2 separate regions of the Homo sapiens genome follow, and region 1 is linked to region 2. The links are chromatin loops, found by intact Hi-C in ENCODE. Cell type or tissue: mammary epithelial cell. All regions are shown on one strand. Links, peaks and the distances in the headings refer to the core of each region. The heading gives the core; the rest is flanking DNA.

What was found. A loop is a pair of places that touch in the nucleus more often than their neighbours do. Peaks named below come from ENCODE experiments on the same cell type or tissue, not always from the same donor. Only the 100,000 strongest peaks of a DNase experiment are listed, where the experiment ranks them.
Region 1: it touches region 2 in a loop (7-fold over the local background); 2 of 110 quality-filtered maps call a loop at or near these places.

What each region holds. Positions count from the first base shown.
Region 1 is chrX:151,145,014-151,161,708 of GRCh38, forward strand. No RefSeq gene overlaps it. Among named protein-coding and RNA genes, the nearest start is that of MIR4330, 15 kb to the right of the region's middle. In mammary epithelial cell, for the core only: CTCF peaks have their summits at 6,845 (motif pointing right) and 8,293; a DNase peak (open chromatin) is centred at 8,228.
Region 2 is chrX:151,745,901-151,758,767 of GRCh38, forward strand. No RefSeq gene overlaps it. Among named protein-coding and RNA genes, the nearest start is that of CNGA2, 18 kb to the left of the region's middle. In mammary epithelial cell, for the core only: a CTCF peak has its summit at 7,660; DNase peaks (open chromatin) are centred at 8,361 and 8,961.

The DNA of each region.
Region 1 (16,695 bases), core at 3,392-11,391, 600 kb before region 2:
CAATAAATGGTGGTGGGAAAACTGGCTAACCATATGCAGAAGAATGATACTGGACCACAATCTATCCCTATATACAAAAATTAACTCAAGATGAACTAAAGACTTAAATGTACAACCTCAAACTATAAAAATTCCAGAACACCTAGGAAATACCCTTTGGTATTGGTCATTGGTCGAGGCAAATAATTTATGACTAAGTCCTCAAAAGCAAATGCAACAAAAACAAAAATAGACAATTAGGAATGAATTAAACTAAAGAGCTTCTGCACAGCAAAAGAAACTATCAAGGGAGTAAACAGACCACCTATGGAATGGGAGAAAATATGTACAAACTACGCATCTGACAAAAGACTAATATCCAGAGTCAATAAGGAACTTAAACAAATTAATAAAAATATACAACCTCATTAAAAAGTGGGCAAAGGAAATGAATAAACACCTCTCAAAAGAAGACATACAAGCATGCAACAAACTTGAAAAAAATGCTCAACCTCACTAATCAGAGACATGGAAATCAAAACCACAGTGAGATGCCATCTCATACCAGTCGGAATAGCTACTATTAAAAAATAAAAAAAAAAACAGATATTGGCAGGGTTGCAGAGAAAAGGGAACATTTATACACTGTTGGTGGAAATGCAAATTAGTTCAGCCACTCTGGAAAGCAGTTTGAAGACTTCTCAAAGAATTAAAAATAGAATTACCATTTGACTCAGCAATCCCACTACTGGGTATATACCCAAAGGAAAATAAATTGTTCTACCAAAAGGACACCTGTACTCACATGTGTATCACAGCACTATTCACAATAGCAAATACATGAAATCAACCTAGGTGCTTATCCACGATGGATTGGATAAAGAAAATGTGGTACATATACAGCATATAACACTATACAGCCATAAAAAGGAACAAAATCATATCCTTTGCAAGAACATGGATGCAGCTGGATGGCATTTTCCTACGGGAATTAATACAGAAACAGAAAACCATATAGCATGTGTTCTCACTTATAAGTGAGAGCTAAAAATTGAGTACACATGGACATAAAGAGGGGGCAATAGACACTGGGGACTCCAAAAGGGGAGAGGGAGAGAGCGGGGCAAGGGTTGTAAAAGTACCTATTGGGTGCTATGTTCACTATTTGGGTGACGGGTTCAATGGAAGCCCAAAGCTCAGCCTCAAGCAATATACTCACGTAACAAATCTGCACATGTACCCTCTGAATTTAAAATAATAAAAAGAGAATAGGTAGGCTGTAAGCCTCATAACTAGGAGACTAGAGTTCCCATCCTCAAAACCTTGTCTAGATAGTCTCTGGGTCTGCTATTAACCCATACAATTGGTCAGAAGCAAACAGATCAAATGACTCCAAATCATTTACTAATGATTCACATTTTAAACTTTTGTATAAAACTAAAACAGATATAGAAAACTATAGAAATTATAATGAAATGAACACACTTGTATAACCACCATCCAGGTCATGAGCTAGAACATGGACAACACTCCGGAATTCACCTCCCCAATATTACTTCTCTTTCCTTTCCAGTTGTAAACACTGTCTAGAATTCTAACATTACAGATTAATTTTCCTGTCTTTGAAGCTTTTATAAATGATATCCTACAGTATATATTTCTTTGGGTCTTACATCCTTTCTTCAACATTGCATTTGTGAGGTTGATCTATGGTATTATATGTATTTGTAGTTTGTTTCTTTTCATTACTGCGTAGTATTCTGTTGTGATATTACCACAATTTATATATACATTCTATGGTTGATGGGCATTTGGGTTGTTTCCAATTATTGACTATTACAGATAATACTATGAACACTCTTGTGTATATGATAAACACATTTCTATTGGGTATATATTTAGAAGTTGAATTACTCAGTCTGGATTATACATACATTGACTTTAGAGATACAAATTGTTACAAATTGTTTTCCACTCAGCATATGTCCTTGAAATCCATCCAAATTGTTGTATCAGTAGCTCATTCCCTTGTTTAAAGTAGTATTCCATGTGCTTTTCAGCGGTGGTATGGACATACAACAATTTGTTTAACCATTCACCTGGCCATGTAGTTCTCCTGGACAAAAACACACCACCCCACAGATTGGGACACCTAAAATTCATGTTTATCATCAGAATTTCTTCTTTTGTGAACTTTGTTTTCATATTCATTACCCATTTTCTGCTGAGTAATTTGTCTTTTTATGTTTGATTTGTACAAGATACACATTCTGGACATAAAAAGTTTAAATATCATATACATCATAAATATCATGACTTGGGTTTTTTGCATCTTCACCAGGAATTCTGCTCTACCCTACAATCCTGAAGATATTCTAGATTTTCTTCTCTTGGTTTTAAAGTTATTCTTTACAAATGTAGGTCTTTAATAGATTTGAGATTGTTAAAAACATGTTTGTAGTATAACTCATATAAAGTAAAGTGCACCTACTGTAGGTGCACATTTCTATGAGTTTTGACAAATGTATACACCTGTGGAATTACCATCAAATCATACAATATTTTCATCATACCCGAAGTTTCCTCACGTCCCTTCCCAGTAAATTCCCACGTTTATCACCCAGAAAAAACCACCACTCTGATTTTTTCCCGACATATATTAGTTTCATCCTTTTCTAAAATTTCAAATAATTGTAGTCAGACAATAGGTAATTTTTGTGTAAGGCTTTTCTTCCCCCACTCAGCATAAGATTTCGGGGATTCATTCGTGTTGTTATACGTATCTATAGTTTATTCCTACATATGGCTGACTAGGATTCCATTCATTTTTCTCTATTCTTCCGTTGGTGACATTGGGTTGTTTCTAGTTTTTGGCTCTTATGGCTAAACTGCTATGAACATTGATGCAGGGGTCTTTGTGTGGACATATGTTTCCATGTCTGAAGTAAGTAGCTAAAAGTGGAAATGCTCAGTAGCATGGCAGGTGTATGTTTAGCTTTTGATGTGTTTGCATGGTTTTGTTTTCCCAACAGCAATGCATGAAAGTTGCAAGTTGCTCTAAATTCTTGCCAATACTTGATATTATCAACCTAAAAAAATTAGCTTTTTTAGTGGGTGGGTAATGGCATCTTGAGGCTTTAATTTTAATTTATTTTATGACTATGTTGGCCAGCTTTTCATGCGTGAATTGGACATTTGCATGTATATTTTGGTGAGTGACTGTTCAAATATTTTCCTCATTTAAAAAACGCTGTTGTTTATCTTATTTTTATTGAGTTACAAGGATTCTTTATATATTCTAGTTCTTTGTTAGATATGTGTATTACAAATGTTTAGCCCCATTCTGTGGCTTGCTTCCCCCTGCTCAATGGAATCTTTCAAAAAGCAGAAGTTTTAAAATATTAACAAAGTACAGTGCACTTTTATTTGGATGATTTGTGTTTTTTGTCTTGTATATAAAAATAATCTATGCCAACCCAATCATCACAATGATCTTCTATATTTTATTCTAGAAGTTTTATAGTTTTAGCTTTCACATTTATGTTGAAGATCCAAATTGAGTTAACTTTGCTGTACAAATAAAGTGTTTCTCTCCTCTGGATTTAAATAGATATATTTTTCTCTTTACCATTGGTTTTCATCAAATTGATTTCTTTTTTTTTTATAAGTTTATGCAGTAAATGTGAAACTTTGTTACATGTATATAATGTGTAGTGATCAAGTCAGGGTACTTAGGATGTAATTTAGGGTGCGACATTTTCATGAAGTATTGTCACTGTATTAGTCTGTCCTCATGCCGCTGTGAAGAAATACCCAACACTGGGTAATTTATAAAGGAAACAGGTTTAATTGACTCACAGTTCAGCATGGCCGGGGAGGCCTCCGGAAAGTTACAATCATGACAGAAGGCAAAGGAAAAGCAGGCGCCTTCTTCACAGGGCAGCAGGATGGAGTGAGTGCAAGCAGGGGTAAGGCCAGACTCTTATAAAACCATCAGATCTCGTGAGACTCACTCACTATCACGAGAACAGCATGGGGGAAACCTCCTCCATGATCTGATTACCTCCACCTGGTCCCTCCTTGACATGTGTGGATTAAAATTCAAGATGAGATTTTGGGTGGGGACACAGCCACCTACTTTTCTTCAGCCTCCCTTCTCCCCCGACTCACCCTTACCAGTCTCTGTTATCCCTCTTTCCACTCTCCACCTCCATATGATCAAAGTTAGCTCCCAGATGTGATATTTGTCTTATTGTCCCTGGGTTATTTCACTTAAGATAATGACCTCCAGTTCCATCCATGATGCTACAAATGAGAAGATTTCATTCTTTTTATAGCCAAATAGTATTCTATTGTGTATATGTACCACATTTTCTTTATCCATTTATTCATTAGTGGACATTTAGGTTGATTCCATGTCTTTGCTCTTGTGAATAGTGCTGCAATCCCTTTGATATATTAATTTCTTTTCCTTTGGGTAAATACCCAGTAGTGGGATTGCTGGATCAAAATAGTAATTCTATTTTTCATTTTTCGAGAAGCCTTCATAATGTTTTCCATAGTGGCTGTTTTAGTTTACATTCCCAGCAACAATGTATACAAGTTCCCCTTTTTCCACATTCTCTCCGATGTCTGTTATTTTTTGTCTTTTTAATAGTAGCTATTAAGAATGGGGTAAGATGACATCTCATGACGGTTTTGATTCGCATTTCTTCTGATGATTAGTGATGTTGAGCATTTTTCATATATCTGTTGTCCATTTGTATATCTTCTTCTGAGAAATATCTATTCATGTCCTTTGACCACTTTTTAATGGATTACTTGTTTGTTTGTTTGTTTGTTTCCTGTTGATTTGAGTTCCTTGTACTTTCTGGACATTATTATTCCCATATCAGGTGCATATTTTGAAAATATTTTATCCCATTCAACAGGTTGTCTCTACTTTCATTTGCTGTTCAGAACTTTTTTAGTTTAAGCCCCATTTGTTTATTTTTGTTTTTGTTACCTGTGTTTTTGAGGTCTTACCCCAAAATCTTTGCCCAGACCAATGTCCTGAAGTATTTCTCCAATGTTTTCTTCTGGTAGTTTCATAGTTTCAGGCTTTACATTTAAGTATTTAATCTATTTTGATTTTTTTATGTGGTGAGATATAGGGGTCTAGTTTCATTTTTCTGCATACAGATAGCCAGTTTTCTCAGCACCATTCATTGAAGAGACATCATTTTCCTATTGAATGTTCTTGGCATCTTTGTTGAAAATCAGTTGGATGTAAGTACATGAATTTATTTCTGGGTTCTGTTCTATTGGTCTATGTGTCTGTTTTTATGCCAGTACTATGCAGTTTTTGTTACTATAGCTTTGTAGTGTATTTTGAAGTCATAGTGTGATGTCTCCAGCTTTATTCCTTTTCAACAATTTAATTTTTATGTGCCTTGTGGTTTTCTACATGTTTAGTCTTCTTGGAGTTTGTTGAGCTTTTGATCTGTGGGTTTATAGCTTACAGTAAATTTTGAAAAATTTTGGCCATTATTTCTTTGAATATTTTTTCTGCACCCCCTTCTGAGTCCCCTAGATCACTGAGATTCTGTTTATTATTTTCAATCTTCATTTCATATAGATTTAATTGTTATGTTTTGAAGTTTACTAACCTTTTCTTCTGTAAAGTCTAATTAGTGTTACTCCTATCCAGTGCAATTTTCATTTCAGGTACTATATTTTTCTGCACTGGAAGTTCCATTTGGCTCACATTTTATTGCTTCTTAGTGTATCTGACAATTTTTTGATTGGATTCTGGACACTGTCAATGTTACATCATTGAGTGGATTTTATCTTCTTCAAAGACTGTGGGACTTTGTTTTGACAGAGAAGCAAGTTGTCTGTCACTCTGTTTTGTCTCTTTAAGTTTTGTTTTTAAGCTTTGCTGGAGGAGGTCCAGAGTAGCCTTTTCTCTGGGGATACCTCAGATTTATTACTAATGTATGATCCCTCTGGGGTCTCCATTGAATGACATAGATAACTACTGAGGATTCTTTACTCCTCTGGGCCAGAGTTTGAATGTCTGCTAGTCTTGTGTGAGTTCTGAGCATAGTTCTTTTAAAACTTCCCAGTTGTTCTTTGCTCACTCTAGTACTCAGTAAAGACCTAAGGAGAGCCCATGTCAGATTTCTGGAGTTCTTTCTCCATGCAGTTGCCTCATCTCTGGTACTCTGTCCCGCACATTTTAGCTACTTCAGCCTCCTTGAACTTTAATCTCCAATTCTTCAACTCAGGGAAACTTCTTTGCTCTGCTTGAGTCACTCCTCCATGCTCCAAGGTTTGGGCTTACCTCATTTCTTTCTTTATCTGTGATGCCATGCGTGTTGCCTCTTGTCTAGTGCCTAAAATTAGTTCTTTCGTATGTTGTATCCAACTTCCAGTTGCTTATGGTGGAAGAGTAATTCCAGATTCTGTTACTTCTTCAAGGCCAGAGATTTACTTTTATGTTTTCCAAGCTTTTTGAAATAAGTATAAATCAATTTTCTAAAAAAATATTAAAAATTACATTGTAAAGAAAAATGACATGCACACGTGTGCAAGACACCTACACCATGAAGAATATTCCAGAGCATAGGTTTGGCCCATGGGTGCTGTCTGTGCTCCTTCAGGCTTCAGACTCAGACCTATGCTTATAATTCCTGGAAATCCACAAATTCACCTCATGACTAATTGCTTTTCATTACTTGAAAGTATCTATGTGTTGGAGGAAAAATTTGGCTACAATCAAGGAAAGGTAGCAAGTTGAGTCTCATCTGGTTACTGAGATTGTGTACTTCTTATTCTTTCCAAATTCTTCAGTGGTGCCAAGGTCTCTTACGGACACTAGAGGGCGCTCTTTCACTGAGAATGACATACTCTCCCTTACCGATTGCCTCAGTTTGCACCAGCTCTAAGATGGAATCTTGCTGGATCTTAGTTCTTTAGTTGCAGCCCGGGCTTGCCCTGCCACAGGGCCCCAGGTGGCCTGTTCCCCCATCTCTGCAGTACCAGACCTATCCATTTCAAAGGCCAAATTTCTTTCCGCTCCTATCCCCACTCTCAGAATGATTCAGCCTGGCTTCCCGGGATACCTCCTAGCACCAGGGCTAACCTATTTTATTTCCTCTTCGCCAGTGGTCGCTGAGGAAGGAGGTCTGGGTCACTGGGTATTCCTCTTCAGGCTGAAAGTTTCTCTAAGGTCCATTATACAGATTTAAAATCAGAGAAATGGATTCCCCAACAATTCCATGTGCTTCAAAGCTTCTCTGGGGGTGCACCCAGGAACTGTGAGAAGTGACCCACTGGATCATCCTGGGACAAGTCTCTACCTGTATCCGGATCTTGGCCTCTTCATTTGTATATTGAGGCAGGTAGGTATGACAATGTCTAGCAAGAGCACAGGGAGAGCAGGGGTAGTGATGGGGGCTGGAATTTTTTTTTTTTTTTTTTTTTTTTGAGACAGGGTCTCACTCTGTCACCTAGGCTGGAGTGCAGTGGTGCTGTCACTGTGTTCTCAACTTCCCAGGCTCAAGTGATCCTCCTACTTCAGCTTCCCAAGTAGCTGGGACTACAGGCGTGCGCCACCATGCCCAGCTATTTTTTTTTTTTTAATCTTTTGTAGAGACAGTGTCTTACTATGTTACCCAGGCTGGTCTCAAACTCCTGCACTCAAGTGATCCTCCCACATTGGCCTCCCCAAGTGTTAGGATTACAGGCATGAGCCACCTCACCTGGCCTTGGAATTTTTCGTATGCAAGGAGTTAGCCTAATTAGACCTCTCCTGTCTGGAAAGAGGATAAGGAGAAAAATTTGAATCCATAAATTCAGCATGAGCATGGAGACGGTAACCAGGGTCTTGGGCACCTAATTACTGGCATATATTAGTGACTCAAGAAACATTTATGGAAACATGAAAAAAAAATAAAGGAGTGGATAGATGTCAGAATAAGAAAACTAAGGGATATCCATTAAGGCTTGGAAGCAATGCTTTACATTAGAATAAAGGCCCTAAGGAGTGAAGTGATTTGCCCGGAATCACAGGGCTAGTTAAAGGCAGAGCCAGTACTTGAATTCCAGAGTTCTGATTTCTGGTCTAGAGTTCTCCCGACTCCAATATGCAGCAGAAAGCCCTTGAATATACGCTGGGAGGTTGGTAGAAGTTAGGCATCATTGGTCACCTCATGGTGAATCACTGCTAGTGCTGGCTGGAAACCAGTACTTTTCCGGGGCTCCAGCATCCCCAGCCATCCATCCTAACTGCCTGCGGCGGAATTCCTCTTTGCATTGCTTGCGCCGTTCTACACGCTGGGGGTGCTGTTGTTTAACTAGTGGACTCATTTGCTCAGTTATTTTCCATTTGCATCATTGGGGGTGCCCTGATGTAGATTGGGGGCTGTTCAAACGTTTTCAGGTGTGACTAAACTTGGCTGCTAACCCCTCCTGGGCTTCTGCCCAAAATAACAGGCCACTGGTCCCTCAGGTACCTTCTCAGATCACTTAAAGATGAACTTTTAAGCATTTGGGAATTGTGAACTCTGTTGAGAATCAGAAAACTGCAGATGCACGAAATGTGGCATTCAGGGGGTCTGCTGCTGCTGAACAGATCGTGGCCATGGATTAAAAACCTCTGCTTTTCTCGGACACGTTTTTAATCCTGAGAAAATGTGAACATAGAAACCATGTTAGGAATAATTGGCACACAGAATGACTGCATTTGGAGGAGCAACAACATTTCTACTGGAGAACAGGGCGGGACTACAATGGGTGGGGGGTGGGAGGATAGAGGATTTCAAATGCTTCAAAGGAAGTCTTTTCCCAGTGGTCCGTTCCATCTTTTGCGGAGAGTGCCAGAGGCACACATCTCAGAGAGTCGTGACTGTGTCATTATGTTCTCGTCAGCACAGATGATTCAGTCAATGTATAAGCAAGCACAGTTGCATTTTATACGACTTTCAAATCAGTTCATTTCCAAGTCAGAAAAATCTTCCAGCAAGTCTGATCACCACACACACAGGGCAGCAACCAGTTCTAGGGGCTTCACCTGTTAAGATGATTTGGCTTGTTTGCAAGTCATTTTCAGAGAACAAGAGAGACAATCTTCCCACTACTCTATAATTAGAGTGCTGGGGGCAGGCTGGGGGGAAGACAGCATGAACATGGAGCTCTCATTCTTATTCAGGAGCGTCTCTAATTCACACGGCCCTGGGGACTGCTTCAGATGTAATATTCTCTCCACAAAGGATGGAAATCTTTTCTCTTAAAACGTCTCATCGCTGCAACTTTGCTGTAAGGCTTCATCGGATAAGTGTATAAAAAATCCAAAACTCACCTGTTTTCTTATTTCATCCAACTCTTTTGTGTTTATATAATTAAGCACACCCTGCTTGATTGGTGTGTGTGTGGGATGTGTGTGTTTGTGTGTGTAAATCTTAAAGGACTCAGAAGTTGGAGTGTTCGTGCGCTTATCACAGCTCCACGGACTCTATGTAATCATTTAGCTTCTTGAGGCTTTTGCTGCCCTGTGATTTTCAGAAGTGCAGTGTCTTCATCACTCTTTGAACCCCCACAATGCCTGAGGCAGGGAGGCAAACTACTGGACTTTTGGTAAATGACAATTTCATTCTGCAACAATTGGGTGGGAATATTCCAGCTTCCAGAGGGTTCCCACTTTCCTGGTCTGTTAAATGGAACCAAGCCTACCTGCGTATCTTGTTGTGGGAGCTTCAGACTCTGCAGCAGTTAAAGCCTTCATTTTTGGTCTTTACTTAACCACCCATAAGCTTCTTGTTCTGTTCCCTGCTCTTCTCCCAGTCCTTGCCTTGCATCATTATTCTCTCTATACCTCAGACCTCTGCCCAACCTAAAGAGAAGCCTGTCTGGGGCCTTGCTTTGTTTTTCCCTGTGTTTCTAACCCCCAGAATAGGGCCCGGAGCACGCAAGAGACTTGGGGCTGAATGAACGTAATTGACTTGCTTGGATTCCCTGCACAGGTGACTGGGATCAGATCATTTTCCTTCTCAGAGACCTAGTTGTCTCACTTGTACAAGAAGGGACTAACCTGGATGACTTCTGAAATCTTTTATTTTTGAGAAGAGGATTTCATAATTCTATGAATATTTTGTATTTTTCTATATTTATTCACTTATCACTTTCTTCTTTCCATTCTTTCTAGCACAGAGGAAGGGGAACAGCGAGAAACAACCCCCAAACAAGTGAACCCAAACACTAGTTCCTCTCTACCTTCCTAAAAATCATATTTTCTCTGTTGTACAATGGTTGTTTTTTTCCTATCTTATCAAGAGTCATCCGTTCAGGTGATTTCAAGATGACTAATGGCCAAGTTGGTTGTTCATGCTGTACGCTCCTGCTGCTGGAACTGAGCACTTGAATGCTAATAATACTCTCCACGTCACCAATCTCATTTTTTTCTGACGTACTGACTGACCCCTGGCAAGCCACCCTGAGTCCATATGACTCCACTGCAAATTATCCAAGGGTTCAGACACTGGGGTTTGTCTGAAAATAGAGTGGGCTCCATTAGCTTAATACCAAGTATGACAGGTTCTGAATCAGCTTTTCTTGTCTAAAGGGAGTGCAGGTAATTTCCACCCCAACATATACTGAGCCAGGAAAGTCTACTAGCAGGGCCCTCTGAGCTTACATGTCTCCAGTACCAGATGTGGCCAAATGCTCTTATTTATTTACTTATTGTTTTTGAGATGGAGTCTTGCTCTGTCACCCAGGCTGGAGTGCAGTGGCGTGATTTCGGTTCACTGCAACCTCTGCCCCTCAGGCTCAAGCGATTCTCCTGCCTCCCAAGTAGCCGAGATTATGGGTGCCCCCCACCCCCTCACCACGCCTGGCTAATTTTTGTATTTTTAGTAGAGACAGGATTTCACCATGTTGGCCAGGTTGGTCTCGAACTCCTGACCTCAAGTGATCCACCGCCTCATCCTCCCAAAGTGCTAGGAGTACAGTGCCCAGCCCAGATGCTCTTACAATGGCCTTTGAACAACCACTATATAGCTGTGAAAAGCCATCCTGAAAGAGGAAACTCTAAGATAGTTGTCACTTTGCCATTCGTAAACAACCATGAAATATATTTATGAACAAATAATGCAAGTATTTATCAAAAGAAAGGAAGAACAGACACTGCTTACTAGACCACAATATATGCAACAATGTTGACAGCATTACTGATTACAATTTGAAAGTATTTTATAGGAACCTGGTGTTCGTGTGGGTGTGAGGCAACAGAAAAAGGGAAAACTGGCACAACCAACTCAATCCCCATGAATTTATCCTCTAGACACTCACACACAAGGGGGCACACACAAAGATGTTAACTGAAGTGATAACTACCAGTGAAAAGCTGGAAGCAGTGTCTATGTCCGTGTAGATATAAATGATGATCCATTCATAGTTGGGAATACCACAAGCCTGTTAACGAAACCAAGGTATCTAGCATTTTCTCTGTACCAGGCACTGTTCCAAGTGTTTTGTGTACATTAATTTATTTAATCCTTGTAGAAAGTTGTGAGATTGGTACTCACTTCCCAGATGAGCCAGCTGGGAGGAGAGAGGTTAAGCAATTGCCTAGAATCATGCAGCTGGTAAGTGGTAGAACCAGGATTTGAACCCATACAGTACGACTTCAGAGACTGTCCCCTAAGGTGCTGCTGAGGAGCACTACCCGGGACAGCCTTCTCCCAGATGGCCAAAGGAAGACGGCAGAGGCTTTTTGGTAGGCGAAAGAAGCAAGTTACTTATCAGTGTGCAAAATAAGGTATCAGCTGGTTAAGAAAAAGGGTCTGTATCATCCCCACGCATGGGCAGCCTCTGGAGGGACCCCAAATGGGATGCTAAACACTGTCCCTTCTGGGGAGGGGCAGTACGACAAGAGGATAGGGAGGTAGAAGGTTTTTATGTTTCACCTTACACTCTCTTGACTGTTGAAATTGTTCCCAAGAGATTTTTTAAAATTACGTTGTTGGCTGCGGTGGCTCATGCTCGTAATCCTAGCACTTTGGGAGGCCGAGGTGGGCAGATCACCTCAGGTAAGGAGTTCAAGACCAGACTGGCCAACATGGTGAAACCCTGTCTCTACTAAAAATACAAAAATTACACGAACGTGGTGGTGCGGGCCTGTAATCTCAGCTACTCAGGAGGCTGAGGCAGGAGAATCACTTGAACCTGGGAGGCAGAGGTTGCAATGATCCGAGATCAAGCCAATGCACTCTAGCCTGGGCAACAAGAGCAAGACTCCATCTCAAAATAAATAGATAAATAAAAATAAAAAATTATGTTGAACATTAAAAATTCTTGGCCACGTATGGTGACTCATGCCTGTAATCCCAGCACTTTGGGAGGCTGAGGCAGGAGGATTACTTGAGCACAGGAATTCGGCCTGGGCAACATAGCAAGACCTTGTCTCTTAAAAAAAAATCTTGTTGGAAGAAAAAAGTCTTAACACAGCTTCTGAATTCAGAAATAGAGGTAAATTTAATTGGAGAAGCAGTGTGGGGCAGGAGAAAGAACAGAAAGAGCTTGGAGCTCTACCACTGTATTAGTTAACTGTGGCCAGAAGTCTGAATTTAAGGTGTCAGCAGGGTCACGCTTTTTCTGAAGACTGTAGGGAAGAATCCTTGCCTCTCCCTAGCTACTGGTGGTGGCTATCAGTCCTTGTTATTCCTTGCCTTGCAGCTGCATCACTGCAATCTCTGTGCTTCCATCTTCATGTGGAGTTCTCCCCTCTGTGTCTCTGTGTCACTGCGTCTTCACGTGGTATTTTTTCATAAGGACACTAGGCATTGAATTTAGGGCCCAGTCTAATCTGGTATGACTTCACCTTCACATAAATAATAACATCTGCCAAGACCTTATTTCCAGGTAGACATGAAGTTTTAGGAGGACGCTCTTTATGTTGGTCAGATTGTGCTGCCATAACAAAATACCATAGAGTGAGTGGCTTAGACAACAGAAATTTATTTTCTTACAGTTTTGGAGGTTGGAGGTCAGATAGTCTAAGATTAGGGTGCCAGCAGGGTCGGTGTCTGGTGAGGACTCTCTTTCTGACTTGTAGACAGCTGATTTTTTGCTGTTTCCTCACATGATCTTTCCTCTGCACATGCAGATTCCTTCTCTCTTTCTGTCTCTCTCTCTCTCTCTCTCTCTCTCTCTCTCTCTCTCTCTCTCTCTCATCTCTTCCTTTTCTTATCAGAATACCAATACTATTGGATTAGGGCTCCACCCTTAAGACCGCATTTCATCTTTTAAATTTTTTTTTTAACTTTTATTTTAAGTTCGGGGGATATGTGCAGGATGTGCAGGTTTGTTACATAGGTAGACGTGTGCCATGGGGGCTTGTTGTACAGATTATTTCCTCACCCAGGTATTAAGCCTAGTACCCATTATTATTTTTCCTGAGTTTCTCCCTCCTCCCTCCCTCCACCCTCCAGTAGGCCCCAGTGTGCATTGTTCCCTCTATGTGTCCATGTGTTTTCATCATTTAGCTTGCACTTACAAGTGAGAAAATGAGGTATTTCATTTTCTGTTCCTGTGTAAGTTTGCTAAGGATAATGACTCCAGCTCCATCCGTGTCCCTGCAAAGGATATAATCTCCTCCTTTTTTATGACTGCATAGTATTCCATGGTATATATGTACCACATTTTCTTTATCTAGTCTATCATTGATGGGCATTTAGGTTGATTCCATGTCTTTGCTATTGGGAATAGTGCTGCAATGAACATAGGCATGCATATGTCTTTATAATAAAATGATTTATATTCCTCTGCATATATACCCAGTAATGGGATTGCTGGGTTGAATGATATTTTTGTCTGTAGGTCTTTGAGGAATTGCTGCACTGTCTTCCACAATGGTTGAACTAATTTACACTCCCACCAACAGTGTAAAAGTGTTCCTTTTTCCCCACAACCGTGCCAGCATCCGTGATTTTTTGACTTTTTAGTAATCGCCATTCTTACTAGTGTGAGATGGTATCTCATTGTGCTTTGGATTTGCATTTCCCTAATGATCAGTGATGTTGAGCTTTTTTGCATATGCTTGTTGGCTGCATGTATGTTTTCTTTTGAGAAGTGTCTGTTCATGGCCTTTGCCCACTTTTTAATGGGGTTTTGTGTTTTTTTCTTGTAAATTTGTTTAAGTTCCTTATAGATGCTGGATATTAGACCTTTGTCAGATGCATAGTTTACACAAATTTTCTTCCATCTTGTAGGTTGTTTGTTTATTCTGTTGATAGTTTCTTTTGCTATACAGAAGCTCTTTAGTTTAATTAGATCTCGTTTGTTAATTTTTGCTTTGTTGCACTTGCTTTTGGTATTTGCATCATGAAATCTTTGGCCATGTCATGAATAGCATCGCCTAGGTTTCTTCTAGGGTTTTCATAGTTTTGGGTTTTACATTTAAGTCATCTTGAGTTGATTTTTGCATATGGTGTAAGGAAGGAGTCCAGTTTCAATTTTCTGCATATGGCTAGCCAGTTATCCCAGCACCATTTATTAAATATATGGAATCCAATCTTTTCCCCATTGCTTGTTTTTGTCAAGTTTGTCAAAGATCAGATGGTTGTAGATGTGCGGTCTTATTTCTGGGTTCTCCATTCTGTTCCATTGGTCTATATGCCTGTTCTTGTACCAGTACCATGCTGTTTTGGTTACTGTAGCCCTGAGTATGGTTTGAAATCAGATAGCATGATGCCTCCAGCTTTGTTCTTTTTGCTTAGAATTGCCTTGGCTATTCAGGCCCTTTTTTGGTTCCATATGAATTTTAAAATAGTTTCTTATAATTCTGTGAAGAATGTCTATGGTAGTTTAATGGGAATAGCATTGAATGTATAAATTACTTTGGGCAGTATGGGCATTTTTCCATTTGTTTATGCCATCTCTGATTTCTTTTGCACAGTGATTTATAATTCTCCTTGTAGAGGTCCTTCACTTCCCTTGTTAGCTGTATTCCTAGGTATTTTATTCTTTTTGTGGCAATTGTGAATGGGAGTTCATTCATGATTTGTCTCTCTGCTTGTCTATTGTTGGTGTGTAGGAATGCTTTTGATTTTTGCACATTGATATTGTATCCTGAGACTTTGCTAAAGTTGCTTATCAGCTTAAGGAGATTTTGGGCTGAGAGGATGGGATTTTCTAGATATGGGGTCATGTCATCCCATTTTCCTGTGCAGGTCAAGTGCACTAGGCACAAACACTGGACAAGAGTATGTATTTTGGTGGCATGCCCATGCCATCCCTACCCGGCTAAGCCTTCCTTTGGTTTCTTGCTGTCAGTGAGAGTATGCTCCCTTTTGTTTTGCTAACACAGTCAACCTCTCTGTTGCACAGGACTACAGGGTTCCACCTTGGTCAATGAAAAGTGCCTAAAACCACTACCACAGTCAATGCCCAGGAGCATTTCTAGGTTGGAGGCCAGGCCAAAGTCCTGATATGGCAGCTTGTGAGTTATCCTAGAGAGGTGCAAAGGAAGTTAACCTGGCTGTAGGGGGGACATGTGGCCCAGCTCTGATACCTGATTAGAACAGCTGGCATCTACTGAGTGCTAATTTTTGTCAGGCTTGGTTTGGAGAGATTTCCAATTATTATTTTCTGTATTCATAATGACAATCCCATATTGTTGCATTAGTTGTGTCATTATCCCTTTTTTTTAGGTGAGGAAAACAGTAGCAAAGAGAGGTGAAGGGACATGTCCAAACTAACATGACTCTTATATGGTAGCTCCAGGAAGTAAAATCGAGGCATCCAGCCTTCGGAATCCATCCTCTGAAAAGGGCTCTAGAATAGGCTCTTCCCAGGAGCTCCCTAGAAGGCTGGTCTGCACAGGCTTGGCCTGCCTCCCTCCACTGGGACAGCTACATTCATCCCTTTTCCCCTGACTCAGTCTCCTCTTCTCCCCATTTCCCCTCCTGGCTTCTTATGCTGGCCCAGCCTCACCTCACTTCCCAGCCCCTCATCTTGCCAGATGCATGAGTCCCTTTGCTTCTCTGCCGTGACCTCCCATAAATGCAGCTGTCCCCTGGGGCCCTGCACCTAGGGACTCTGCTCTGCTCTCAAGAACTGTGGGCCAGAAGCACAGCCTCTTCCCTCCCAATCTCCATGGGACTTCTCAGCTCTCAAGCCCTCTGGGTTTTCCCAGCCTGGCTTGTAGTCCCCACCCAACTGCTCCTCCCTTGCCACGGACCCCAACACAGAATTTTCAATTGGCACAGGGAAGCCACATGCAGGGCCCTGGCTACTGCCCTTGCAGTGTTCTTCTCTTTCCAGTCCCTGGCGCTGAGAAATTTCCCTTGGTGCCTACTTCCTGGCAGCTTCCCTCCATCCCTCTGTCACCTAGCACTGCCTGAGTACTGCCTTGTGTCTTATCACCTGATTGCACTTGTTATGTATTCACACTGCAAAGCCTCGGCTGGCCTCGCAACTTCTCCATAATCCTTGTGTTCATTACCTGCACCTTGCCTACAGCTGACTTTTTACATCTCTTCCCCCTCAGGCCAGGCAGGGTGCTAAGACTGGCAAAGGGCATGGTGGTGGTGTCTGAAATGCCTTCCTTTCTTTCCCCCCTTTCTTACAGGCAGGCTCCTCCATCTCTCACTCTCCGTCACCTTCAAGGCCTGGACTTTCTCTGGGCACATCAGTTACTCCATCTTGAAAGTAGCTCAGGTATACTGTCCACAA
Region 2 (12,867 bases), core at 4,248-12,247:
GTCAGTTTTAGTGGACTTGGTTTCCCCTCCTGACTGTGGACAAGGCCAAGACAGTCTACCTCATGTGTCTATTTGGAGCCTCAGTGACATAGCTGGCACTGAGGAGCATTCAGAGAACATTTATTCATTGGGGGAGTAAGTGAACACATGAATGAGTGAATGAATGGATGAATGAGCAAAGAAACACAGCGGACCAAAACTCTCATGCTTCTCCCTGACAGCAGTCATGCCTTGACAGAAGCATTGGCTCTGCTGGGGGAGTTGGGAAAGATCTCCTGGAGTATCAGGTCTTTCAGCTGGGCATTCTAACACGATCAGGAGCCTAAAGGAAAAGTACTAATTAGTGGGCAAGAAAATCCAGGTGCAGACTCAGAGGCCTTCCTGTTCACATGCACACCACTTATTTATTCATGTATTTCTTGTGGTGAAATACACACAAAATTTACCATCGTAATCACTTGTAAGTGTACAGTTCAGTAGTGTTAAGTATATTCACATTTTTGTGAAAACAATCTTGAGAATTTTTCACCTTGCAAAACTGAAACTTTGTCCCCAGTAAAAATTCCCCATTGCTCCTTCTACCCAGCCCCTGGAAGCAACCATTCTACTTTCTGTCTCTATAAATTTAACTTCTCTAGGGACCTCATATAAGTGCTATCATACAGTATTTGTCCTTTGTGTCTGGCTTATTTTACTCAGCATAACATCCTCAAGACTAATCCATGTTGTAGCATGTGTCAGAATTTCTTTCCTTTTTAAGGCCAGATAATATTTGATTGTATAGATCACCACATTTTGCTTAGTCATTCATTTCTTGATGAACACCTGGGTCGTTTCCACCATTTGACTATGGTGAATATTCCTGTATCCATGAGTATACAAATAGCTCTTTGAGACCCCGTTTTCAGTTTTTTGGGCATATACTCAGAAATGAAATTGCTGGATCACTTAGTAATTCTATTTTTAATTGTTTGAAGAACCATTTTCTTTTCTGTGTGTCACCAAAACAGTGACATCATTTTACATTCCTACCAGCAATGCACAAGGGTTCCAATTTCTCTACATTCTCCCCATCACTTAGTTTCTGTGTTTTTTGTAGCTATCCTAATGGGTGTCAGGTGAATCTTACTGTTGCTTTGATTTTCATTTCTCTAATGAGTGGTGATTTTGAGCATATTTTCACAAGCTTATTGGCCGTTTGTATATCTTTTTTGGAGAAATGTCTATTCAAGTTCTTTGGCTATTTTTTAATTGGAGTGTCAAGTTGTAGAAGTTCTTTATATATTCTGGATATTAAACCCTTATCAGCTATGATTTGTAACTATTTTCCTTACTGTCTACGTTGCTTTTCTACGGTGTGACCATGTGGATTGTGCCCCTTGGTATGCAGAAGTGTTTAATTTTGTTGTAATTCAATTCATCTGCTTTTGCTTCTGTTGCCTGTGCTTTTGGCATTACCATTCCTTTTTATGTGGATTCATCCTTCTGGCCAGGCTTCTTTTACATTTAGTGTAGTTTCTTGACCTCTTCCCTAGCTTAGAGGAAGAAACCTTAACCAGGGGAAGACTCACCTGGACGGATCTGTAACATGACACATGCCTAGGTCCTGGTCCCTGAAAGTTGCAGAAGGAGAGAGATGCATTCATGATGGAGCAGTGCTTTGTGTACACCCCCCTTTGGGTATTGGGCTTGGAGAAAAAGCTCTAAACCCCTTTGCCTCAAGAGAACCCCACGCAACAGGAGGAGTCTTCGGAGACCTAGCCAGCTCCTTGCCAATAACCTCATTGCTAAGGTTGCACTGAGTTCAGTTTTTACCGTGTCTTGGAACCAGGACAAAATGTAATTTTTGCAGGCGTAAGATGGTACTGGGGCCAGAAACAGGGGGATGACTGCATTGAAATTTTTTGCCTTGATTTCAGCAAGAAATCTTCAGTGTTCTCCCTGGAGCCTGGTTCACCATCAGCCCAGCCCCAACAGGTGCCTGATTTCCAGCCCACATCATGGGATGGACATTGTGTCTTGGATTTGGTTTTCCCCAGGGCAAGGCAGGCACCTTCTCTGGACCACATGGGGAGCTCATTGGTTCAAGACACAGACTCCAGGGCTCAGCTCCCACCCTCTTCCAGTTTTCTTTTCCCCAGATATCCTTGGGCCCACTCTCTCATAACTTTTTGCCATGTCTCGAATGTCTATGTTCTCTTCAGCTTTCAGGTATTTTCTTTTATTTTTTAAATAAAATTAAATCCAAATTTTATTAAGGATTTCAAGTTACATACTTCAAATTTCTACAATGGAATGGAATCATTTTGGAACTGGAAAAGTGGCATAAACACTGACATCCCTTGAAACTACAATTTTATAAAGAAAATTCTGCAAACCACATCCCCATTATGTAACAAGACTAGGCATTATCTACACCTTCACTTTGGCAATAGCTATTTCCCAAAATAATGAAAAAGGTGATTTTGCTACTTCAGTTCATTAAAAACGGGATTCTATCTTTAAGGTTCAGAAAAAGCTGCATTTAGATGAACTATGGTTACCCGCTCCCCCCACCCCCCAAAAAAAAGAGAGCACAGAGTGTCTAAGCAAAGCAAAGGAAGTCATTTTGAAAATAAAGAGAGAAAAGCTATTATAATTGGTTAAGGATTTCCAGTAGTAAGTGAAAATCTCAGGAGAGGAATGGATAGCACTACAAACAATGTGTTCACATTCCAAGTCCTTAACACTAACTTTCTCTGTTCTGGATCTGGGCAAGCAGCACTCTGTTAGATCTTTGCGTGGCTCCTAATTTTATAGAAGTGGATGGATGCACTATTTCACAAGGTCTAAGAGTTTTTTTCAGATATTTTTGATGACTGTACTGTAGTAAATACTATAGGGATAGCACTATAGTATTGTAGTCATGAGACTAAAGTGGAAAAAAGACTATTTTTGACAAAAGATGCCATTAAATTTCAGACTATAGAGCCACATTTACAATATCTCAGGCTAATTACTGTTAATTTTGGGGTTGAACTTTTTTTTTTTTTTGACAACAGCGAGGGTGGACTATTGGATTGTCATTAGAGGAAGGTCTAGATTTCCTGCTCTTAATAAAATTACATTGAATTCATTTTTAGAGGTGATGAAAACTTCCTTTTTGAGAAGTTAGTGTTCAGGTCTTGGAATGCTTTCAGGTATTTTCTCATGCTGTTCCCTCTGCCTGGATTACCCTTTTCTGCCACTTTTTCTTCTGAGATGAAATTCACAGGCCCCTTCTCCGAGTCCTGCCACAGCTTTCTATGTGAGACTCCCTTGCACACTGGTCTGCAAGTGTCTGTTTAGCAATAATATATTCTCATCTAAAGACAGTTTGTTCATTGAGAAAAGGATGAAGGAACAACAGAAGGAATATCTGTGCAGCTTGTCGTGTGTGTGTGTGTGTGTGTGTGTGTGTGTGTGTGTGTTTGTGCGCGTGTGCCTGTGTGAGGATCTGGATGTCAGCCTAGGCAGTGTCTGTCTCTGGCCAGCCCCTCACCCACCCTCTCTCCGGTTGTTTTCTCTGTAAGAGCGTGACTCTCCTGTCTGTTGCTGGCCGCCGCCCCCGCCTCTCTCCTATAACTGGCTGTAATATAGGAACTGAAGTACGTTTTCCATTATGTGTTGGATTTATTCAGCACAGCCTGATGTTTCCTGCTCTTGATTTTAAAATGTTTAAATTGGAATGTTTTTTATTTTCATTTGAAAATACCCATTGAAGGTAAATTGCTCTATTTGCATATGGCCATCAATTGCTTTTCTCTGCATTGGTGACCTTCTATACAAAACAAAAGTCCCCTCTCCTGCGCACCACACTCCTTCTTCTTTTGGTGTGACCTGTGGTGGTCCTTGCCTGGCCAGCCCAGCCTGAGTCCAAGCCTCAGAAGCATCTATTCCTTGGTCTGGAGCTTAAAGTTAGTCTGACCATTTATCCCCTCCCTTCGGTGAATCCGAGGCAGAGGGTCTCTGTCTTCTGTTTAGCCTGGAAACAAGGAAGCCCCCAGTGCACAGAGATGGGGAACCCTACCACCAGAGGGCGCATGAACCTCAGGAAAGGGTGGTGGGCTCCACTCTGCGAACCCTCCACCCAGCAGAGGACTGAGCAGGGCCGGTTGAGGCAGTTAGGTGGCTGCCCCCCGGGGCCTTGCAGAGCTATTGGACAAGGTCTCTTTCCCATTGTGCCCCACTGTGGTCCCTTTGAAGGCCCTCAGAGGTTCCTGGGTGTCAAGGCCAATGCCCAGTACAAGTTTCTTCATGCTAGGTACCCAGACTCTGCTGGAGACTGGGGAAGGAGAGAATGTCAGGGTGGAATTACAGGGAGACTTGAGCACTATGGTTGTCATTACTTATTGTATTCAGAAAAAAAAAAAAATACTAGAAGTCTAAAAAACCCTTGATGTTATGGATAAGATTGGTTAGCATGGAGCTAATGTCAGCCTACTTAAAATTGACATAAATAAAATTATTATATAAATAATTGTTCCAGTGTCACATGAAGGTAGTACACAGATGATTGTGTACATTTAGCCAAATACCTACTTGATGCCACCATGGTATTTGAAAAGTAACACCACCATAACTCACCCTTTGGTGTTTCCTAGAGAACCTGCTCATCTTCCCATGTTGGTCATGGCACGTCTGTCCTTCAGGTTGCTCAGGCCAAAGCTCCTGATGTAATCCTGGATCCTTCTCTTTTCTTCATCCACTGCATCCAATCAGCCAGAAAATACCCTGTCTGCATAACTTTTCAAAGTCCAGTTAGAATCCATGCACCTCTCCCACCTCCGCCACTCCCGCCCTCGTGCAGGGCTCTCTCCTGGATGACTGCAGTCGCCTCCAGACTGGTGTCCCTGTTTCCACCTTTGCTCCCTCCCCTCCAACCCACTCTCCATCTAGCCAGCAGAGTAGTCAAAAGCAATGAAAGTCATGTCTCATTCTGCTTACATTCTTTTGGGGTCTTCCATTACTCTTATAATAAAATTCAAACTCATGGCTTGGTCTCCAGGTCCTGTTGCACAGCGCCCGCCAGCATCCTTGGCCTCACCTGCTTTCTCTCCTGGCCTCTTCTGGAGTCAGGTCCTCCAGTCTCCTCTGAGTTCCTCAGACACACCCAGCTTCTCTGTCCCTTGGCAGCCTTGCGCTTGCTGTCTTTATGTGTTGCTCTCTTTTCCTCTGGAACTTCTGTGACTGGCTTCTTGTCCTCAGGACTCCACAATGAAAAGAGCCCCCAGCCTCCCAGTCATGCTGATCTCGGCACCCTGTGAGGTTTTCCTAACAGCACTTAGCACCCTCCACAATCTTCTTGTTCATTGGTTTCCTTGTTTATTGCTTGTTTCCCCAATTAGAATGTCAGCTCCCTGAGATAGACCTTTGTGCTGGCCCCCACTACATCTGTAGCACCTAGAGCAGCTACTGGTACCTCAGTGTTCTGTACATGCCCAATACTGGGAACTTCTTAGGGGCTGGCCTCCTCTTTTTTCTCTAATGGACTAAACCCCATATCCTTAGCTGCTTCTCTCTGCCCATCCTCATAGCCCTGCAGGTTTTGCTCACACAAAACTCCTTGGTATTCCGTAACCCAACTGGAGCTGTCCCACGAGAAACTCGGCTTACACCTACTTCTATCCCTACATCTGTCTGCAACATTCCTCTAATCCTTCAAAGTCACCTCTAATGTCACCTCCCTCCCAAAGCCTTCTTTGATCCCCTATAAACAAGTGTGACTCAGCTATCATCTGTATTTGTGGCTTTCCCCCTTCCTTGCTCCTGGAGGATGGGGCTGTGTGAGATTCATGCTACCCTCCTATAGCCAAAGCTACTTGCAAGAGGGTATGTGTGTGGAGGAGGAGAGTGGGTGTGGACTTGGTCCCCAGGGAGCTCTGCTGAGGTAGAGCTCCCCAGTTGAACAGGGAGCTGGGGTAGGCAGGCATGGGGTACCAGCTGGCCCCAGCAGGAGGAGTGGTGTGCCATACTGGCTGTGGGTTCAGTGGCAGGTCAACTTCCCCCTGGCAGAGACTGAGCTGCCAAGAACTAAGTGATTTTGCTTCTCTCTGAGGCAGACATTTCCCTGGAAGGACAATCTAGCCCTGATTTAGGACCTGAAACCAAGCCAGTTACAGTTAGCCTGACGGGGAGGGTGATGAAGATGCCTTTCTAGATAAAATGTTTGCTAAGCCCAGGTCCAAAAGGGACTCAATGCTGTGGCTGGGACCAAGGCCACGCTTAGAGAGGGCCCGTAGGAACACTGGCCTGGGAGCCCTGTAACCTAAGCTTGGTCCTGTTCCACTCCCATTTTCTGGGGACTTGGACTATTCTATTCCTGGAAATCTGGAACATAGCACAGTAGGGTAGCTGGGGAAGAGGACAGTATCCAATAGAGCCTCTTTCCTTGGCTTCCCTAGGCTTGAGGAAGACCCTGCTCTTTCCCAGCACTGCCAGCCTAACTGCATATTCACATGACTCAAACTGGGCAGTGCTAAGGGGGCCTCAGCAAGCTTCTGTCTTGTCTTCTTTGGACAGATTTGTCCCTGGAACGTGATATTTGCCCAGGGTCTTGAAAGATGCAGAGGAGCTCGATGGGCAAGCAGGATGAGATGCCAGGTCCCACAAGCCAAGTGAGCAAGAGTGTTGAAGAGCAAGACCAATGGCCTCAGTCTGTGGCCAGGAGGGGGTTCAGTGGAGCATGAACCTAACTCTCTCCTGGGCTCTACAGATCCTGGAGTTAAAGTGATCTCAGTGGTGAACTGAACAAATTTCTTTCCCTTTTGGGTTCAGTTTCCCACTTATTTTAAGAAAGGAAGTTCGCAGGCCGTTTGCAGCCCTCCTGGGGAGTCAGAGGATAGATTCGTCTTACCTCAGCTTGTACACTTGCATCATTCAAGTTTGTCTAAGCTCAAACTTCCAGCCAGGACTTTGGAGTTGCCAGTTTCTACGGATCAATGTTTTTAATTAGATTGGGTTTCTTGTTTCTCCTTTATTGAATCGGGTAAGCAAATTAAATTGGGCAATTTGTTGTTAGGTCATTTAAGTGCCAACTGGGTTTCATAACCTGGGTTTGTGCCATATCCAAGTGCCTCCAACTTCTTCCTGGAGTGGTGGAATCAGAGGCCAGCTGGAGGTGTAGGCATCCTAGGGAACCGTAGGCGTGGGTCTCTGGCTCTTGAGGGTCTGAGTCCCTGGGGCATAGACCCACTCTCTTTGTTGGTCTAGAAAGGCAAGGTGGATGGTCACAGGGGCTCAGGACTGAAGCTGGATGGGAACAGTGGTGAGATAATAATCAGGAGTTCCCAGGGTTGCCTGTGGACAAGGCACTTCCTTGAACCCGTAGCCTCTGTTTTGTTATCTATATAACGGGTAAGGTCTCTGGAGACCCTTCTGTTCTGGCATTCTGTTGCACTCTGGCTCTGTGAAGGTGGAATCTGCTCCACCAAGATATAGCTTGTTTGCCTGGTGCTGGAGGGGGCACAGCTTTCGGGATCCGAGTCTTGGAAGGCCGACTGAAGTGGGCTGGGCAAGAGGCCTGGGTGGGGCAGCAGCCTGGGCCAGGTCTGGACAGCGCCTGGCTGACCAAGCTAAGGCTGCCTCGGGCTCCAGACAGCTCGCCCTGCTGCTGTTCCACCTCCGGCCGTAAAGAATGGTGGGGACGCTCTTGCACCGCGATTCGAGCGCACCGTTGGGCTTGCCAAGCCCTTGCTCAATCTCCACGTAGCGGGAGCTTTTTTGCACGACCTGTACTCCAGGAGTGGGAGCGCCCCAAGACCCTCTGGCGAAGAAAGAATTTGAGCAGGGCAGCTGCAGGCACAGGGCATGGCAGGAGGAAGCTCTTCAGCGCCTGCCTCAGATCTCCTCATCTCCACATCCCCCTTGGAGCCTTTGCCCTCACCCTCTCCTCTCAATGGCCACATTTGCCAACTACACGGTGCCACCCTGCAGGGTTTTTGTCGGCAACCCATTCCATCTCTTGCCCAAAGAAAGGGAGGAGGGTTGAGCTGTAGGCCATTCACCTCTGGGACCTGTTCTGAGAGAGGGTAAGGCTGGGACTGCTAGGCCACCTTCCTGGCTCCTGGAGATACAAGAGTGAGGAGGCAGGTCTGCAGACAGGCTGCCCAAACCTGTTGAATTCAGGGAGGTAGTGACAAGATGTGACAGGCGAACAGGGACAATGGCTGGAGGGCTCCAGCAGGGGCTAGGGACAGGTATTCAGGGCATCGGGCTTGGTAAATAACATTAACAAGGCAGCAACTTGAGCAGGCAAATTGGTAATGCAGACAGGGCTCCGTGACTGTGCTGGCTGGCTGCCTGTGAGTCACCTCTGTGGATCGATTTAATTGCTGAGCACTTGGATATGCAATGTGCTTAGAGAGGCTGAGTTGAAGCCCCGCCTCAAAACCAGTGCAACAATTTGGGTGTACTACCAGTGGCCCAGGAGCATTGCTTCCTCAGGCCAGGCCCGGAAGCCTTAGCTCATGTCTCTCCCCTTTTCTCTCTCTTTTGTAAGCACTGGGTCCCTCAGGTTTCAAGGTGAAACAGACTTCTTTTCTAAAGCCACCCTGATCTGGGGGGTCTCTAGAGATCTCCCCAGCCCCATTCAATCAAGTCACCTCTTGTTGCTTGATTGCATTGTCTCTGTCCAGTGCCTGACCCAGAGTAGATGCCAACAAATATTTTTAAAAGAATGGGAAAACCAGTGTATTTCTTGATTTTTTTCAGGTGCTTGCTGTTTTCTATTATGCCTATGAAATAAAAATACAGCCCTTTAGGAAACAATGTTGTGTCCGGTGTGTCCATAGCATAGCAGACGTTTCAGAGAATAGACCAGTTTTGTGCAGATGTGGACTGAGGGCTAGGTGGGGGAGTAAAGAATCTGAGAAACAGGAACTCTGCCAGCATCTCATTTTACAGGCACGGTCTTGTTCTTCCTTTTCTGCTCTGACCATGTGGAACAGAAAACAGTTTTCCTTGGCTCAAAGACAAGGCAGGCGAGGCAGTGACTGTGCGTAAACGTGCCGAGAGCTAACTGTACCTGTTATGGAACAGTTTCAGGTACTGTGTGCAGAAAGGAGTGGAGTGTGCGGTTCAAAACACCGGCTGCTGTGGTCATGCCAACCCAAAGTTGCTCCTGAACCTCAAAGTGATAGCATCCCCAGACTGAGCCACTGTGGGCCGGAAACCCAGGTTTCTGGTGGGTTGTTTACCCAATTGCGGAGATAACATCATAGCCAGATGGAGTAAGTCCTGATTGGTGACATTTGAGGATTTTGAGATGGAGCTGGCTAAAACTTGATTTTTCTATTTTCAAATCTTGTCATGTATTGAATCGTTTTCGAATGGCATGAAAATCTTATTTAGTGGTTAATATCTGCCCATTATTTTAAGAGTAGTTTTCATAACCAGTGACCATCACTAGATCAGGGCCACTAGTAAATCACTAGTACTTTGAATTACTGGCCCTACAAAGCCACAGCTTGGAGTTGGAAGCAGCTTTTCTCTGCTACTCAAAGGGGTGGTGACTGTACTGAGTGGCCAGCTTTGAGATTACTGCCATACACACTCCTGGGTTCTACCTGGCTTCCGCTCTGGGGATTCAACCTAGACCTAGGGCTGGGCCGAGACCTCCGCCTCCCCCATTGTGGGATTGAGGGGCGTGGAGGTGAGGTAAGGCTGTGGCCAGCTCTGAATGGAGAAAGGAATAAGAAAGGAAGGAGAGAGGGAGAGAAGGAAGGCAAGAAGAAGGGAAAGAGGAAAGAAGAAAGGAGGGGAGGAAATAAGGGAGGAAGAGAAGAAGAAAAGAAGAGAGTGAGGGAGATATCTGGGACCCTATCCTGGCAACTTATGGCGGCAGAGTGATGACAGGTGGAAAAGCTTAGCTGACTCTCATGCCAGGCCAACATGCAGAGCTTGGTGTTCAGCTTTGCTGGGTGGCAGGGCTCACTCGGAGGGGGCATGAAAGGGTCACTGGTGGAGTGGAAGGGGTCTTGGCAGGTCATGAGCTGGCTCCCCTCTGCTGGGGAAATGCCACAAGGACTCTTGAGAGACAAGCGGCAGGCCATTGTCATGTTCCTTTTGAAATGGGTCTTCCCAGGCTTGGATTTGGTCACCCCTCACAATTGGGTCACAGATGCCATCTGCAGTGGCACTCCTTGCCTTTACCTTTCTTTGCTCCCCTTCCAACTCCTTTCTTTTTGTGCTTCTCTCTCCTCTCTTTGCTCTCTTGCTCCTCTTCCTCCTGCCCCTCCTCCTTCCTTGCTTCTTTCTCCCTCTGTGGCTCTCTCATCTGCTTTCCCTCCTCCTCGCCCTTTCTTCTGTTCCTCCTTTTGCCTCTGAGACCACTCTTCCCTCCTCTCCCCCTTTTGCTTCCCCTTTTCTCCTCCCTGCTTTATCTCCCCCTCTAAAGCTCGCTTTTTCCTTCCCCCATGTCATTCTTTGTCCCCTCCCCAGGCACTTTTTTCTCTGTCCTCCCGAATCCTCCCATCCTCCTCTTCTCTGTCTTTCAGGATGGCTCAGCCATCTTTTCCTGCTGCCTGCCTCTCTCCTCCCTATGGCTCTGTCTTTTCCAGCAGCCTAGTCCCTGCTTCTGCCTCACCTCTCATCATCCCTCTTCCCTTCTCACAGTTCTTGCTCCAGCTTATCCTCCAAGCCCCTTCTCTTCCCTTTCCTTCTCAGTCTGTCTCCTCCCTATGTTTCAGGCTTCTAGCCCACCCTTCTTCCTCCCAGCTCCCAGCATCCCAAGCAGCAGACTCCTGGGACCAGCCTCTGGATCCAGTGGTACATGAAGCGGGAGAAAGGAAGGTAGTAGAAGGATATAGCCTCGACAGACTTTGCACTGAGCTGAAGGCATTGGACCCAGAAAAGCCACCAACCCTCCCCAGTCATATTCCCAGGCCAGGGCAGCTCCTAGAGATGTTACACACAGATCATCATTTCTGCCATTGCACCAAAACCTGCTAGAGGATGCTGGCAATGGCTTTCTGGGGACTCGCAGAGTCTCAAGGGAGTGGACATGGTGGTGGCTGCACAAACATTGTCTTAAGTGTCCCATTATACAGCTGGGGACTCTGAGCCCTACATTCAGAAAGTTAAAGAACTGGGATCAGAAGTCAAAGTTAGGAATAACAGAGCGAGATTCTTCGCCTGTGGAGTCTGCACACATGTATCAGAGATGTGGGGACACATGTGTGTTTGTGTGTTAAGTGATTTTCTTAGCATGTTTCACACCCATGCCCACACACCCCTACACCCACAGCCACTCTTCAACCTTGTGATACAAGTGGAAAGTGAATTTGTGCTATTTCTGAAAGACGAATTTAATATTCAGGGAAGTACGAGCTCCGGGAGATTTATGTTGGAGTCCTGAATGGAAGTGATATTGGGCAAGACTAGGCCACAGTGTCCCCATTTTCAACAGAAGACTGGACTAAATGGTCTCCAAGGGTTTTCTAGCTGTGGTGATTTTGGCCCACCACAGGCCCATTTTGCTCCAGACACTATACGTGTGTGGTTTCCTTTAAGCCTGGCATTAAGTCAACAAGCTAGATTTCTCCATTTGTACATACAACAGCCAAGGTACAGGGAGCTTAACTAATGGGCCCTAGAGTCCCAGTAAGTGAAAGATCTGGGATTGGAACATGGGTCTGCTTGGCTCCAGACCTCACTTATCCTGTGCATCAAGGCAATTTCTGACGGAGTTGGTCCAGGGATCTGGGACTCAGGGCTCTTGTCAGGCAGCAGCAGTTTGACCAGTGGAAAGGCAAATTAGACTGGGACAAAGCTGCTCAAGGGAGATGGCTGGAGCTGTTTTCCTTCTGTCCCTGCTACAAGCTGGGGAGTAGGGAGCCTTCACCCAAGATAACATGTGTTTAATCATTGTTTCAGTGATAGCAGAGGCTCTTAACTTTCGGTTAATCACTTGCTGTTCCCACTGCCTGGATGCTCTGTCCCCTGATCTCTGCATTACTGTCTCCTTCTGGACACTCAATCATCCACCTGAATGTCTGGTCGCCCAGTCTGAAGTGTCCATGCAGCTACTCTCTGCCACATCACCTTTTGTTAAATCTCTGGCTAGCACCACTCACTCATATTGTCCTCCTTTATTTCTGTGATTGTTCAAATTCTCCTCTCTCTCTCCACTGAATAGTGTCAGATCATGTTTATCTTGTGTCTGGTTGTACCCCCAAGGCCTGGCACTGTGCTTGGCACCCAGCAAGAAATCAGTGAAAGTTTATTGTGTGAATGATGCCCCAGTGGCAAATAGTGACAAGAACCCAGCACCAGCAAAGTGTTTGGTCATTCTGCGCTGGGTGATGGGGACACCGATGACAATTCCACCAACTTCTTGCCCTCCAGGATTTCCAACATAGTGGAAAGACAGACCTGGTCACAGATCACTGGGGTCCTGTGCTCTATGCTGTGTACTGTGAGAGCCAGACTTATAAAAGGTGCTGCCAAGTCTAGGGCACATTGTAACTGTCTCTGTCTGGGAGAATTAGGGAAGATATTGAAGGTTGAGTCGTTTTTCAGGCAGAGAACCAGGACAGGACATTTCTAGAAAAGGAAACAGTATGAGAGGAGGGGAGAGGTAAACAGGTTTCCCGCTAAGACAGGAGTCCATGTCAAGGGCTCCATTAGACAGGAAGGCACACATAGACTGTGTGGGATGACCTGGCTTGTAGAGGAAATGTTAGAAATACCAGCTTCAGGCCGGGCGCGGTGGCTCACGCCTGTAATCCCAGCACTTTGGGAGGCCGAGGCGGGCGGATCACGAGGTCAGGAGATCGAGACCATCCCGGCTAACACGGTGAAACCCCGTCTCTACTAAAAATACAAAAAAATTAGCCGGGCGTAGTGGCG